Linked DNA regions of Homo sapiens: region 2 is linked to region 1. Evidence: chromatin loops called from intact Hi-C (ENCODE). Cell type or tissue: heart left ventricle. All regions are shown on one strand.

Evidence for each region. Hi-C counts contacts between places; a loop is a spot of excess contacts. Peaks named below come from ENCODE experiments on the same cell type or tissue, not always from the same donor. Only the 100,000 strongest peaks of a DNase experiment are listed, where the experiment ranks them.
Region 2: a loop joins it to region 1, with 2.3 times the contacts of the local background. A loop is called at or near these places in 7 of 110 quality-filtered maps.

What each region holds. Positions count from the first base shown.
Region 1 is chr20:48,802,004-48,810,003 of GRCh38, reverse strand. The region is part of intron 1 of PREX1 (phosphatidylinositol-3,4,5-trisphosphate dependent Rac exchange factor 1); the gene reads left to right. Among named protein-coding and RNA genes, the nearest start is that of PREX1, 22 kb to the left of the region's middle. In heart left ventricle, no CTCF peak of the experiment used is centred here; DNase peaks (open chromatin) are centred at 1,814 and 4,561; H3K27ac peaks cover 450 bases.
Region 2 is chr20:48,679,782-48,687,781 of GRCh38, reverse strand. PREX1 (phosphatidylinositol-3,4,5-trisphosphate dependent Rac exchange factor 1) reads left to right here. Exons shown (of 40, transcript NM_020820.4): 11 at 6,447-6,547. Among named protein-coding and RNA genes, the nearest start is that of PREX1, 140 kb to the left of the region's middle. RefSeq lists an enhancer at 4,004-4,753 and a silencer at 7,863-8,000. In heart left ventricle, no CTCF peak of the experiment used is centred here; DNase peaks (open chromatin) are centred at 1,175 and 4,971; H3K4me3 peaks cover 863 bases; H3K27ac peaks cover 2,095 bases.

The sequences.
Region 1 (8,000 bases):
GTGAGTGGTCCTTCTTGTTCTTTGAGATGAAAAGGGGAGAAGGTGGGTCTCTCTTAGAGGGTGCGAATCTGTTTCCCAGACTTCCACTTCCTGTGGCCTGTGGGCAATGGCTCCCTTCTCTTTTCTGCAACATCAGCTATTAAACAGGAGGTTCCCACATGGTCCGTCCTACTTCCTGCACTTATGCCCCTTTGGGAGAACCTGGGAGGAAGTAGTGGGTTCCTCCAGGGGCGTTAGAGGGTCCCTGCCTGGGCCTCTTCTTAGGTTGCAGGACCCTGATACCATCCCGGTCAGGTTTGGTGTCTTCCTGCTCTTGGGCAGCCTATTGGTGGCCTCTCCCCTGGCCTCGTTTCTCCCTCATCTTGAAGATTTTGAAATAACAAGAACAATAATAAAGACAATGGCATTGCTACCACTGCTGAGATTGGCAAGAGCCGGCTGGTTGTCAGGATCCTTTGGTTGCAAGTGACAGAAAACCCATCTCAAACCACCTTCAGTAAGAATGGGAATTTCTCTCTGTTTCCCTGGGGCAGCTGCCTCCTGGGTGAGGGATGTAGCTCTACCACATGGTAGTGGGGGAGGAGTGGTTCCCAGAAGGAAGCCCCCAGGGTGCTGGGACCAGAAGATGGGGAGGGATGCCAGGTGGGAGCATCTCTTCTCCCCTGTGCTGGTGCCTCGATCCCAGATTGGAAGGCTTTGCCTTCCCCCAAGTCTTGGGTCCCAGGGGAGCCCCGTTGGCCCATGGCCTGCTTGCAGTGGCTCTTGGCCTTTCCATGTCTGACCTCAGAATCCTTGCTCCTATCCTGCCTCCTTGGGAGGCCTTCCTTGACTATTCCAGCTCTCCCTGTGGATGTCATTATAACACTGGTGCCCACATGTGTGAGGAACTGTGCCCAGTGGACACTTTCCAAGCAACATAGCCCCCCAAGAACCTGGTGGGGAAGGTGTTCCTGCGTTGCCTGTTTATTGTGTCGATGAGGAAGCAGAGGCTCAGAAAGGTTCCCTGACCTACCCAGAGTCACACAGCATCTTTCTCTTCTATTGAAGACTCAGCTGTGTGCATTTTGTCTTCCCTGAATCCAGGCTCTGCCCCTTCTAGGGGTGTAACATCAGGAAAAGGACTTTGCCTCTGTCTTTATGGGGAGAGCATTCCAAGCATGGGAAACAGCAAGTGCAAAGGCCCTGAGGCAGGAGCCTGTTTTAGGATCCACACGGAGGCCGGAATGGCCAGGGGCAGAGCAATGGGAGGTCAAGTCAGAGAGGTGGCAGTAGGAGTAGGGAGGCTGGTGGGCAGATTGCACAGGGCCTTGAGGGCCATTGTAAGGGCTTTGCTTTCTACGCTGAGTGAGGTGGTGTCGCTGAGTGAGGTGGTGTTGTCCTTGGAGTGTTTCAGCAGAGGAGGGGCAGATCTGACTCAGTTTTCGCAGGATCCCTCTGGCTACTTGTGCGGGTAGATGATAGGAGGTGGGGTGGAGGCTGAGGAGGAGGCTGCCACAGCAGCCCGGGCAGGAGAGCCTGTTCTGCAGGTGGCTAGATGGCAGTCCACTGCCCCTGCTTTGTCCTCCTGTGCTGCTCACGAGCTGTGTGACCTCGAGTCCTGGCTGCTTTTCTTGGAGCTCTATTTTCTCATCTGCACAGTGGTGTTAATGATGTGACCTCGCTGATGGGGCTGTGGGGATGAACTGCATGAGCTGATAAATGTAAAGTGCTCCCGGAGTGCCTGGCACAGCCTAAGCTCTCAGCAAATGTTTGTGGAGTGTGCCAGTGAGGGGATGGCAGGGAATTTGGGGCCGCTCCAGCTCTGCCCACGGTGCCTGTGCCTGAGGTCAGCCCCAGAGCAGGAAGCACCCCGTTGTTCCCCAACTCTGCCCTCTCCATCCCCACACACAGAGCTTTGAATGAACAGGATCCAGAATGTTCCGACAACAGTGCCCCCCTCCCCTTTCCTACTGACAAAGCCATCTTTGTTACTCCTGGGTGTGAAATCCATTTCAGAAATGAGGATGGTGCAGGCTCAGGAGTCGGCTTGCAAGGATGGGGAGGGGCTTGGGAGGAAGGTGTCCCCATCTTGCTCAGGGCCCCCTGAGTGGACAGCCTGCTCCCCCACACCCCTCTAGCCTCATTTGGGCCCAGAATGCTCTGGAATTGGCAGTGTTTTTTGGAACTGTGTGGAGCTGCATTTCCGCTGAGAAACCCTATCAGTCAACGTCACCTTCCATCCCTTACTGTCGTCACACGTACACAAGAGGCATAATGCCCAGCGCTGGCCTGGCTGCAGGCAAGCAAGCAGTCCCAGAGGACACTGGTGGGAGTGTTCATGATTGCTGCCTTGGGGGAAAATACATTGGCAGTGTCTTTAAAAATAAAAACCCACGATACCCTTTGATTCAGTTCCTTTAGGAACTTCTCCTATAGAAACAAGAAAAAAAAAGTAGGTAAAGATGTAAGTTACAAAGATGTTTATTCCAGTTTTGTTTCTAATGGCAAAAGAAATTGGCAACTCTGTGAGTGGCCGTTAGCAGAGAAAAGTCTCATTAGGATGGTTGTTGATCCACATGTTGGGGTAACGGACAGCTGTTGGAAAGAATGAGGTTGGTCTCTATGGACATGAGGGGCTGTATGTGCTGTACCTTTAAGGAGGGATAAGTTGCTGAGTGAAATGTAGAGCAGGACCCCAATTTTGTAGAGAAAAAAAAACACAAAAAAGGCTCTCTCAATGGGTATTTATGAGTGTGGAGAAAGATACTGCAGGATGTGCACCAGATGTTAGCCTTGGTAGCCTCAGGCTGAGAATGGGGGGGAGTGTAGAAAAAGAATTTTCACTTTATCTTTGTATACTTTTTTGGCATTGCTACACTAGTTCTAATTAACACACTATTTTTCAAATTAATATAGACTAACAATAATTTAAAAAAGACAGTTCCCTGCCAGTTGTCTTTTCCCTCATGTCAGCATGGCTCACCTCCATCTTCAGCTATGTTCTGTTGAGATGTCACCTTGAAGAGGCGTTCTCTGACTGTTCCATGGATGAATGGATATCGGATTCCTTTGAACTGTCCCTATACCTCTTCTGAGAAGCCATTCCTGCTACTCTTATGCATCTCTGACTTCCTTTTCCCCAGCCCCAGCCCTCCATACTGGCACTGAGCCCTCTTCACCTTCTGCCTGCTGTTGGAGCTGTTTGGGGGCCATCTTGACCTTGGTATCCCTGATGCTGAGCCCAGTGCCTGGCATACAGTCAGTGCTCATTAAATGCTTGTTGCTCCCTTGTCAGGGAACTTACCAATCTGAAAGCCCAAAGTCTGAGAGGCGCTGGTATGTTATCTTTCAGTCCCGGCTCCTCCTCTTACTGGGAGTGTGACCTGGGGCAAGTCATTTAACATGTTTGAACCTTAGTTTTGTCCTTAATAAAGTGGGAGTAATAGTAATCCCTTCCTTCTAGGATCATTGTACCTCTGAAATGAGTGATGGTGTGCAAAAGATGTTTCATTTGGTACCTGGCACATAATAAATGCTTAATTATGTTAGCTGTTATTAATAATAATGAACCAAGTCTAGAGTTTAGAACAAACAAAAAATGACCATTTAGAAACACCTACTGTGGGGCAGACCTGTATGTAATATTGGGTCACATAAACCCTCCCATAGGCCTTTGAGAATCAGGATAGCAGGTGTCTGAGCAAGTTGTGCAACCAGGTCCCTTAAGTTCAAATCCAGGCCCTAGATTTGATGAATGGACAAAGATCTTTGTCCTCCTGGAGCTGATGTTCTGGTGGGCTTAGAACAGTGGTTCTCAAACAAGGGCAGTTTGGCCCCTCCCCCAAAGGGGACATATGGCAATGTCTGGAGATATTTTTGGTTGTCACAACTGGGGAGGAAGGATGTCTGGACTCTACCTGCTACTGTCATGAAGCAGGTAGAGTCCAGGGATGCTGCTGAACGTCCTACAGTGCCTAGCACAGCCTTATCACACAGTATTACCTGGCCCCAATTGTCAGTGGCACTGAGCGGGAGAAGCCCTGGTCTAGAGCAGTGTCTGGCACATCCTGAGAGCTCAGCACATGTTCGCTGCTTTGGCGGCAGTGATGATGGAAGTGTTTCTGTATTTGCCACCTGTCTTACAGGTGGGGACATTGAAGCTTGGAGAGGTGTTACAGCTGGTTCTAAGTCTCATTGTCAGTTGGCACTGGAGCTGGGATTTGAACCTGGGTCTCGATCCCTGAGGCTGAGCCCTGTGGCTGAGGTGGGAGCAGGATGCCCCATCCCTGGTGTCTCTCTCAAGAGTTGGTGGCTGTTGGGGGGCACAGAGGGGTGAGGTGGGATTCTGGGCTTGGGGCTGGCCTGTAAGTCCAGGAAGAAGGGAGCCCCCGGTGCTGAGGGGACCCTGGAGACCCAGCCCTGTGTGTGGTGCTGGCTGCCCCTCCTGGCTCCCTAATTCGCTGCCAGCACTTGTTGTCTGCCAGTCACCACAACACTTCGGGCCAAGACATATTCTCAGCCCCTCCCCGTGTGTCAGGTCTTTGGCAGCCGCAGAAGGTAGGGTGGAGGGGGTCTCTCTGTTTCTGCTCCTGAAGAGCTGCACTTGGCAGAGAGCACGTGGTGTCTGCAGCCTGGCCTTGGCCGGGTGGCTCAGCCAGCTGAGTTAGCCTGGATCACCTTGCACCCGCCTGTCCTTCTCTGACTGAGCCTCAGTTTCTTATCTGGGTGATGAGTTGGGGTGGGGAATGCTAATTCCTGCCCTACCTACCTCTTTGGAGCAGGCTAAACAGTGGATGTGAAACTCCATTGTCCATAGCAAGCTGTTCTAGAACAAGGAGTTGATGTCCTGCTGCTATCACCGTTTCTTCTCCCCGGCACATAGCCAGGAGGCTGGTGGGCACTGGCAGCCCGGTGGTAAGGAGATGGGGACCATTTCTTCCCTCTCTTCCTCTGTCACTTCATTATCATTCTGTAGTTGAGCTCATCTTGCTCAATCATTTAAAATGCCCTGCCAGCATTTCTCAAATTTATATTCCTTGCCCTGACCTCTGTCCCGACCTCTAGATGATGACCCGACATCTCCATGAGGGCATTCAGCAGGCATCACAAACTTGCTGCCTCCTCCCCGCCACTCCTCTTGCGGCCCCCTCCTTCCAGTCACTCTGGCACCTCCTTGGGCCATCTTGACGCCACTCTTCCTCTTACATCCCACATCCAACCCATCAGGAAATCCTGTCAGCTCCAACTTGGACAAGCAGCCAGGATCCGGCCACTTCTCACCTCCCATGGGTAGCCCCGGGTCTCAGCCACCATGGTCTCCTGCTGGGACTCTTGCAGTCGTCTCCTCCCTTGTCCCATGCTTCCACCCTTGCCCCTGGTTCTCCACATGTACCCTGCGTAAATCAGGTCACATTCGTCCTATCTGAGCCCCCGCTGCCTCCCACCTCACCCAGAGGAAATCCCAACGCCCTGTAGTCTGTGGTCTTCTGACTCCTTCGCCAAAAGTGCCCAGCACACTCCTGCCTCAGGGCCTTTGCACATGCTGTCCTGTTGGTCGGGAACATTCTCCAGGTATTTGTGCACTCATGACCTCTTCAGGTCTTGGGCCTCTCCCTCTCAGCCCAGCCTTCCCTGGCCTCCCATCGAAAGTCACCCCTCCTCCCATGCTCCCCCTCTGTCTCCCTCTTCTCCGTGGCACTTGTATTTGATTGACTCCTCTGCTTCTTGCCTGCTCTTCCTTCGCTAGAATTTAAGCTCCCAGAGGGCAGGGGGTTTTGTCTCTTTTATTCCCTGTTGTGTCCCCACACCTAGAACAGTGCCTGGCACATAGTGGGTGCTTAGTAGATATTTGCAGAGTGAAAGAAGGACGAGCTATCCAGTCGTTGTCACGTATTTCCTGAAGATTATATTATATCCCAGGCCTTCTTCTGGGCGTCAGAAACGCAGATGACTCAAACAATGGTGTGTGTCCTCAAGGGCTCCAGTCCAGGGGAGAAAATGGGCACCTAAGTGAGACATTACAGGATGATAGGTGCTGTAACAGCTGTATCACTCAGGACTGTTTGGGTTGTAAGTGACAGAAACCCTAACTTGAAGAGTCTGAAGCAAACAGACAAACAAAAAAAGACTTTCTGGGCTTACTTGACTCAGGAGTAATGGCCTCAGGCACAGTTGGATCCAGGTGTTCCCTGGCCTGACCTTGAGGTCATGGACCCATCCATGAACCAAGTATCACCCATCCAGAGGGCCCCAGAGCTCTGATTGCCCACGCCTGGGTCACAGGTTCGTCAGTGTAGATGGGGTGAGGTGCCGGCTGCCCCACAACCACATGTACTAAGAGCAGGACTCAGGGCACGACTTCCAGGATATCAGACCTCGGGAAGCTGCAGAAGGGGTGATGCTATGTGGATTACAAGCTGTTTTTGGCGTGTGTGGCCCTGTGTGTTGCAGGTGGTTGGGAAGTGGAATTGGGGTGCTGCTGGTCTTGGTGACAGGTGGCCCTCCCTCTCCCTGTACATACCTCTTTTGCCCCCTTACCCCACTCCTTGAAAATACTCCTGGCTCTCACTCTGTTCCCCTTCCCTTTATCACAAAGGGGCTCCAGATGGCATGGCTTTCGGGGAGTCTGCCATGCAAATCTGTTGGGTTCATCTCCCTGTTCTCCCTCCCCCACCCGCATATGCTGGCTCTGAGCTTCTTGGATCCTATTTTGGGTCTGAGGGAGGAAGGATGCTTGGGGTCCCTGGATGGGCCTCAGTGCTTTTTCTGGTCTGGCCTGTGCTGCTGGGAAGCCATGTTTTGCATGAGATTGGCCTCGTGGGCCTGCCGTGAGCCTTTTGGTTCCCAGGGATGCCCTGAACCAGCCATGCCTGCTATTACCTACTTATCTGGGGGTTTAAACCAGGATATCGCAAATCTGACTATACCTCTGAACTACCTGCAAACCTAGTTCCAATGCAGATTTTGGATCAGCAGGTCTGGAGTAGGGCCTGAGATGCCGCATTTCTAAGCAAGCTCCCAGGAGATGAGACGCTGATGCCACTGGTCCAGGGAGCACGCTGGGTGGTGGGGGTCTAAGGCGTCTTCTCAGGAAAGCCCCCCTTGGCTTGCCCGCTCCTCACTCCCCAGCTTGGGCCAGGGCCCCTGTTACAAGCTCGCAGAACGGCCTGGCTTCTCTCAGAGCCCTTGTTGCAAAGGGAATGGGGGATTCCCACACCATGTCAGGCATACTTAGAGCTCCAGGAATCTTGTTTTCTGCTGTCTTCATGCTGTCAGCAGATACTGACTAAGGTCCTACTGTGTGCCAGGCATGGGGGAAACAGCAGTGATCAAAACAGATACAATCCCTGCTCTCATATCTCTGATGTTTGGGATGGGGGAGATGAATAATGAAGAAATAACAAATGAGAAAAATCTTGTAAGTGACAAGTGCTATGCAGACAGTAACACAGAGATATGAATTAGAGTCGGGGGCTGTTTTGGATCTGATGATCAGGGAAGGCCTGCCTGTCTGATGAGGTGGCCTTTGAGCTGGGACCTGGACACTGAGAAGCCAGCCATGGGAATTAAGGCAGGAAGAGTAGCCTGTGCAAAGGCCCCGAGGCAGGGATGAGCTTGGCCAATTTCAGGATCATCAAGGAGGCTGGTGTGGCTGGGTAGAGTGAGTGAGGGGAGAATGGGTGGGAGAAGAGATCTGAGCACCATGTGGGGGCTGCATTGGGCAGGGTCTTGGAGGCCATGGCAAAGGGTTGGGCTTTTATTGTAAGAGGTAGAGAAGCTGTAGGAGCATTAGGCCAGGCAGTGACAGTGAATGACTTACCTTTTAAAAGAACCCCTCTGGCTACCTGGCTACCGTGAAGAAAGTAGATGGTTTGGCGGGGGTGGGGATGGGGTGTGTGCAGGGTGTCTTAGTTTGTTTTCTGCTGCTTATAACAGAACGCCTGAAGCTGGGTAATTTATAAAGAAAAGAGATTTATTTAGCTCACAGTTGCACAGGCTGGGAAGTTCAAGGGCATGGCCAT
Region 2 (8,000 bases), 120 kb after region 1:
GGCACGGGAGAGGTAGAAGAAATCCAGTCCTTGTAAAATGGTCAGGCTGTTTTAAGGCCCTACAATGTGCTAGACACTCCGGAGAGGACAGTGCCAAGGGCTTGCAACCTCATGAAGCTTGTGGTGCAGCTGGGGAGAGAGGTTTGCCGGCAATGCGGGAACTTTATTTAGAATGTAAGGACTTAAACTCCCCCCAACTTCCCTAAAGCCTTTGCAGAGGCCTAGGGTAAAAGCTGCCACTTTATCACAGTGCTGTGGACCAGGTGAGAGGTTGTGTGGGCCAGGCTTGAGCCAGGATGGTCATTGTGGAGACAGGGAGCAGTGGCTGTGTTCTGGATAACTTGAAAGGCAACAGCATTTGCTGATGGGGTGGAAAAGTAAAGGGAGTTCAGGACTTTAAGGCGCTGGAAAGCTGCAGTTGCTCCTTTGAGAAGGAGAAGAAGATGGCGGGAGGAGCAGGCTGCAGGGGGCCGTGGGAAGCCCACGAGTGCAGTTGTGGACGGGTTATGTCAGGCTGGTAGACACCCACATGGAGATGTGGGCTTGTTGGTTGGTTGCAAAATCTTGACTTGGGGAGAAAGGTCTGCATTGGGGACCTACACATGGGAGATGGTGTTAAATGGTCTTTAAAGCCATGAGACGGCCTGAACTGTGCAGGGGAACCTGAAGGGATAGAAGAGGCAGGCCTGGGCCCTGGGGCCCGATGATGGCATTGGAAGGAGGAGGGGGCAGAGACCTCTGAGTGGAGCTGCTGGCGAGAAGGTGGCACTCCTCCGGAAGCCAAGGGGAGGAAGAGGCGGGGAGGCAGGAGCAGGTCCCTGGGAAGGAGCAGGAGCCCGGTGGAGGCTGAAATGCTGATAGACATTCAGGGTGCAGTATGGATGTTGGGCAGGCCACGGAGGCTTAGTGTGGACTTGGGGACAGCTGGCACTCATGGCCTGAGGCTTGTGGTGGAGGGGCAGCAAGTAGAAGGGTTCAAACCTGCAGGGCGCCATGGACTCTATTGCCCTGTTGCCCTCAAGGGCCTTGGTGCCCTATTTTCCTCAAAGATCAGGAACTCCAGCTCTGAGCTTCCATGGAGAGGAGAGTTTGGGCCTTGGAGTCCTGCTGGCTGGGGCAGGCGGGGCGGGGCAGCCTGGCTGGCCTTTTCAGCCAACTCCTAATCCCACAGGAAAGGAGGTTTTTCTCTCAGGAGGGGCCTGCTTCCGGGCCCCCTGGGGCCAGAGAACCTTCCCATCTCCTGCCAAACTGCTCAGTCCGGACCGATGAGGCAGCCTGTCTGTGATCAGAACTTCGAGGAGTTCTGCCTCCTCAGGAAGGATTAGAGAGATTTCTTTTACTGCCCATTTGAAATGGGGCCAAGATAGCAGCTTGTTTTGTAACTGCAGGTCCGAAAGGGCCAGCCTTTCTGCAGGAGATTATTCTGATAAACTCTTCTCCCTGCACGGCTTTGCTCTGCACACAGCCGTAGGGTGTGTGATCCTGCTACCCCCGCCAGGGTCCCGCTACTGAATCTTCTTGTCCAAGATGCGTCCCTGGTCCTCCAGGGTAGAAGGACTTGGTAGCCTCCGAGATATTGATCAAGCCCTTTGCTGCATGTGCTGGCATTCAGCCATGTCTTTTAATCCCCACACAACACCGTGAAACAGTCACTGCCACTACCCCCATTTTAAAAGTGAGGAAACCGAGGCACAGAGAGGGGAAGGGTTCTGTACAAGATCACAAAGCGACACTGGTGCTGTCTCCCACTGTACTTTGCCTGTCTATTCATTTTTATTTCTACTCAGCACATTTTATTTTTCCCTAGCAGTTCCTCTCTCTACATCTGTCTCCACTGTTAGGGAACTGCATGAATATAAAAAGTGTCTGATTTATCTTTTGGTTTTTAGAGACAGGGTCTCGCTCTGTTGCCCAGGCTGGAGTACAGTGGTGTGATCATAACTCACTGTAGCCTCAAACTCCTGGGCTCAAGCGATCTTCCTGCCTCCTGAGTAGCTGAGACTACAGGTGTGTGCCACTGTGCTAGGCTTCTATAGCTAATTTTTATTTTTTTTTGTACAGATGGGGGTCTTGCAAATGCTCTCGCCTTGGCTTCCCAAGGTGCTGGGATTACAGGCGTGAGCCACTGCACCTGGCCTGATTTGTCTTTATCACCCCCAAGGGTTGGCTTTGAGTTAGACTTGGACTCAAGTCTTGGTTCCCTCACTTTCTAGCTGTGTGACATTGGGGAAGTTTCTTAACCTCTCTGAACCTCAGTGAACGATCAGTTAAAGGGAGATAATAAAATGTGCCTCTGAGGACTGTCGGAGGATACAGTGAGAGAACACGTGACGTGTGCAGCACAGTGCTGGTGAGACTCGTGGGAATCGTACTGGCTGTGCATGATGAGTGTATGAAGGAGGGGCCTCTTTCTGCCCTACTCAGAGAAAAATCTCTTAGATGCCACATTTAAAAAGCAAAGAATAAAATCTGTGTGTATTAATGTGGAGGGTGTCCTGGGAGGAGCATGGCCTGTGCCCTCTGGCATCGTCAGATTAGTAGGGGAGACAAAACAGATTCACTCATTCATTCACCCACTCAGTGTTACCGAGTCCCTGCTATGTGCCAGTCGGGAATAGGACAGATGAAGTCCCTGCCCTCATAGAGGTAAGCATCCAGTGGGGGAAATCAGACAACAGAAGAGGAGACAGATAGAAAGAAGGGAATTTCAGCAACTTGATGAATGCGCTAAGGAAATACTTAGCGTGAAGTCAGGACAAGAGGAAATGGGGCTGGTTCAGAAGAGTGGGCAGTCAGGACCTCTCAGGGGAAGTGACATTTAACCACGATCTGAAAGACAAGCAAGAGCCAGCCATGAGAGGGTGTGGGGAACAGCATTCCTGGCTTAGGAAGCAGTAGGCGCGAAAGCCCTGAGGCTGCAGTGAGCTTTGAGTGATGGTGGAACAGGAGGAGGCCATTGTGGCTGGAGCCTGAGTGGTCAGAGGGGCAGGAGATGTGGCCTCAGCAGTTAAAGTGGGTCACCTCAGGCAGGGCCTTGGCAGGCAGCTCACATTTCCGTCTTGGTGCTGTGGGAAGCCACTGGAGGAGTCTCGGTAGTGGAGTGAGATGAGGATCCAGATCGAGGGCATTGGTGGAGCTGTCGGAGCTCAGGGTTACCAGGTATGACGCGGCGTGTCTGGCAGGGGCCGTCAGGAAAAGCTTCCTGGACGAAGGCCTTGGGTTTCACCCTTGGCAGAGATTAGATGCTGTTCAGTTATGGACGTCTGCCAGAGGGAAAGCTCCAAGGTGGAAGGGGCCTTGGTGTCTTGGCCACCTGTACGCACAGGTGCAGGGTGTTAGTGTGCACGAGAGGGTCGGTAAGGATTTGTCCAACATTGTCATCTCCAGGAGGCATCCCTGAGCCGTGGAGTCACAGGGATGGGTATTCCACTGGGTACCCCCCAGTCCCTACCCTCTTGGAGCCCACGGCCCATGGAGGAATCAGGCAAGAACAAGGGATTCTTGTGTTGGGTCATAAGTGGTACCTTGGGCCTGAGCTCAGGCGGCTTTCTTAGGAAGACTGCAGAATGTATTCCTTGTGCCTCACCCTGGCCGTGGCCCATTGTAGGCTAAATAGATGTTTAGTGGGTGAATGATTCTAGGAGGCGGGAAGGAAGGAGGGATGAAAGCTGACACATCCTAACTCTCAGCTCACCATGCCATCCCTGACTCTCAGACTGCCCATCAAGCTAGATTGCCTTCTCCTTGTATCTCCAGCTCTCCTCACACTGTCCTGAGCTGTGTCTTTCTGGGAGCTTGGACCTAGCTGCCCTTTGCATGCCAGCGCCCCTCCCCACTGGCAGATCGCTGGTTTCCTGACCTTACCTCTCAGGGCTTCTGTGTGCGCTGATCCCCTTGCCCAGAACACTCTCCCCTGTACCCCAGAGGTGGCTAGCAGTGCCCCACTGACCTGATAGAGTTAGCAGACATGTTTTCCTCGGCCCACGTAGTGCTTTCAGAAAATGTTGGACTCGATATGAACATTTAATGATGGGGAGATTTCACAGGAAATGCTGGATTTCCTCACTCTCCCGAGAAGCTGTTAGATGCGTTCGTCTTCTAACATAATGGGCCATGATGGGCTACACTGAAGAGTGGCTGCCAGCTTTAGACACGGCAGGCCCCGGCTGGTTCTGCACAGTCTCCTCCTGGCCTGTTTTGCCTATTTACAAGTTTGAGACCCCTGCACTAGAGATGAATTTTATTGGGTTTTTGCATACTGCATCCCAGCTCAGGATTTCATATGACTAGAAATTTTGCCTGCTAAATCCAGAAGGTGACTGAGTGAGCCACTTCCCAGGTGGGCCCTGATGAGGCCCAGAGAGGCACAGGGACCCGCCCAGCTTTGCCCAGCAAGCTGTGAACCCTCCTTGATCCACCAGAAGATGGCAAGACCCAGTTTGGGCAGAAACGTAGGGCAGAGTTGCTGTCCTCTGGGCCGTCTTCTTCTGCCCCAGCAGCTGCTGTGGGATACTTCCTGTCCCCTAACCCTGGCCAGAGAGTTGCTGATCAGTGCCAGAGGCGGCCCCCAATTAGACAGCTGGTGGGCTTCCGAGAGTGGGCACTCAAACATCTGTTCCCCTCCTTCAGCTGCTGGCAGCATTCTCCCTGTCCCTGAGTTCCAAGACTTTGAGAATGGAACTGGGGGTGGACAGGACCCAGAACAATCCCTTCCCCACCTGGGGCGCCTGTCCCACAAAGCAGATGCATTTCTTCTGCAGCCCACTCTGCCTCCAGCCAGGGCATTCTGAATGCTCCAGCACGCACCGCTACCTACACACCAGGCAGGTCTTTGCTCTGCCAAACACTAGGAAGCTAAAAATAGCCCTGCCCCCCTCTGGCCCTGTAATTGGAGGCGGGACAGCTGGTTTCGATAAGCAGGGTGCTCAGGCTCTGGCCAGCTGCCACCTGCTTTCATTGAACACAGATTGCCTCGGCGGAAACAGCCCCATTCCAGGCTCTCCCTTTTCCTGCTGAGTTTGAGTGGGTTGAGCTCTGGGCTGAGCCTGAGAAGCACCCGCAAGAACTAGGACCTGGGGCCCCGGCTGAGCCTCTCACCACCGGGCAGTCACGTGGGAGCTGGGAAAGCTGCCTGTCTTCCTCTGGCCTGGGAGCACTTCTGTCTCCCCGAGACCTTCCTGCCGACCTCAGAACATTCCTTTCTGTCGGATGGTTCATTACTTCATTTGTTCCATAAATGATCATTGAGCCCTGCTCTGCATCAGGCCCTCTGGTAGGTGCTGGGATAGTGCCATGAATAAGACAGAGAAAACACCCTGTTCATGTCATTACATTCTGGTTGGGGGAGATGGCCAATAAATACGTAAAATAAATCTGTAAACAAGACCACTTCAGACAGTGAAAAGTGCAAAAAAGGAAGCAACACAGAGATGTGATGGATTGGATAGGGGTCGGGGACCATTTTAAATGAGGTAGTCAGGGAAGGCTTCTCTGAGGAGGTGATGTTTGTGCTGAGACCTGAAGGATGAGAAGGCACAGTTGCATGAAGAGCTGAGGAAGGGCATTCCAGGCAGAAGGAACAGCAAGTGCAGCAGCCCCGAGGCAGGGAGGAGTCTGGTATTTTTTAATAAGGGAAAGGTGGTAGGTGTGGCTTAGGCATAACTAATGAGAGGTATTGGGGGTGAGATCAGTCAGGGTGGGAGTGGGTCATGCTGGGCCTTGTTTATGTCCGTGTGGGAAGAGTTGGGATTTTTTTTGTGAGTAGTAAGCCTGTGGGAGGGTTTTGAATATGGAAATGACATGGTTTCATCACTGTTAGCTCGCCTGACTCCCCGCCATCATCTTTCTGGCCCCCTATTATTTCTTCCTGCATGTTTGTCCATTCCTTCTGTTCATCTGTCCAGCCACCACTCCATCTAGCCATCTGTGATCCATCCCTGACCCATCCACCCATCTACTCACTCTCTTCTTCATCCACCCCATATTAAGTCATCTGTCTGTTCATTCATCCACTTACCCACTTACCTACCTGCCCATGTGCTGCTGGCTGTCTGTCTGGCCGGACATCCATCCGTCCGTCCATCCATCCATCCATCCATCCATCTATGTAGTCACTCATCCACCAACCTGCCTGCCCAGCTTCCTTCCCTCCTTCCCTCTCTCCCTCCCTCCCTCTCTCCCTTCCTTCCTTCCTTCCATCCATCCATGCATCCATCCAGTGAGCCTGAGGCAGACCTGGAATCTGGTCACACTCTCCTCTCTGCTATTGGTAATAAGCATGAAGCCTCAGTACAACCCCAAGGGCTATAGACTACTACACTCGGCTTCCCTGTGGGAAGTTCTAGCTGTCATTCCCAGGGGTGGATGTGGCCAGGCCAGCTTAGTGCTGATTCCTGTGGTCCCAGAATTGGGGAAATCCTCTCAACCACATATTGTGTTCCTGGCAGTGAGTTCGTTGCCTGGCTCCTAGAAATTGGTGAAATCAGCAAGACGGAAGAAGGAGTCAACTTGGGCCAAGCCCTGTTGGAGAATGGCATCATCCACCATGGTGAGTGGAGGGCTGGGCCCAGCTGGGCCAAGGGGTGGGAACAGGTCAGACCCCAACTGTGCCATGCTTCCACTAGCTCAGGCAGCTCCTATCCTTTCGTGCAGCCGCCGTGTTTTCTGGGCACAGTGTGGCCCGCAGGAACATGGATGCCCTTGTAAAACTGCCTCTTAGGCACCAGCAAATCAGGGATACCTCAAAAACCTGGGGGCAGGGGAGTAGAATCTTTTATCTGTCCCTTCAAGAAATGTCAAGAACCATTTGGTTAAGTTTTAGTTATTCAGCAAATATTTATTGAGTGCCTATAATGTGGCAGGCACTGTTCACACCACAATGAACGGGAGGAGGACGTGCCTGTCGTCATGGAGCCGACCTTGTAGTTGGAGGGGACGATAAGATCTTTACTTGCTTATCTTTACAAAGCAAGATAGTAAAACATGATAGGTGCTAGGGAAGGAGGGTAAAGAGTGTGGTGTTGGCGTTCACTTTTGAATAGGGGAGATGGGGAAGGCCTCACCGAGAAGGTAACATTGGAACCAGGACCTGAGCCACCAGTGAGGGAGGGACCCAGGTGGGCATGATGGTTCCAGGCAGAGGGAACAGCCAGTGCAAAGTCCTCAGGCAGAGTCTAAGTGGGTTGTGCAGGGAATAGCAGGGAGGGAGTGTGGCTGCCTCAGAGTGAGGAGGGGGCGTGGTAGGAGACGAGGTCAGAGGGCACAGGGCTGATGGGAGAGTCCAGGAGGTGAGATGAGATCCTATAGAGAATTGTAGGGTCTTTGGCTTTTACTCTGAGTGAGCTATGAAGCTGTTGCTGAGCTCTGCGTAGAGGAAAGACCTGCTTGGACGAACACGCTGGCAGAATCCCTCTGGCTGCCCTGTGGAGACTGTTGGGACCAAGGGTGACAGCAGGGAGCCCAGCAAAGAGGCTGCTGTGATAGTCCAGGTGGGAGGCGAAGGTGGTTCGGGCCAGTGTAGGAGTGAGGTGATTGGTATCTTGAAGGTTAGGGCCTTATAGGCATTGCTAATGGATCTGAAGCATCAAGCATGACTTTGTGGGATAGAGATGGCTCCGTAAATCTCAGCAATGTGGTCTCAGGCCCCAGCATGCTTGTCCCCACCCATCCATTGGTGATCTAGATCTAAGGACATGCTGAGCCAGAGGGGTCCCAGTGCAGGCTGGATCAGGGGCATTTCTGGGTCCCTCACCCCTGTAGATGCCCCACCCCAAGCTGCGAGTCTCAGCAGGGTCCTGCACGTAGCAGGAGGATGGGGTATCCTCATGTGCAAAATGGGGAAGTCATAGCACCCACCTCGTGGGGTTTCAGTGAAAAAAAAGCCTGGCCAGCAGTGAAGCCTGATGCTGGTGGGTGTGACTGGGAGGGGCAGAGGGGGCGTGGCTGGCAGTGAAGGCCAATGCTGGGGGGCGTGGCTGGGAGGGGCTGAGGGGGCGTGCCCA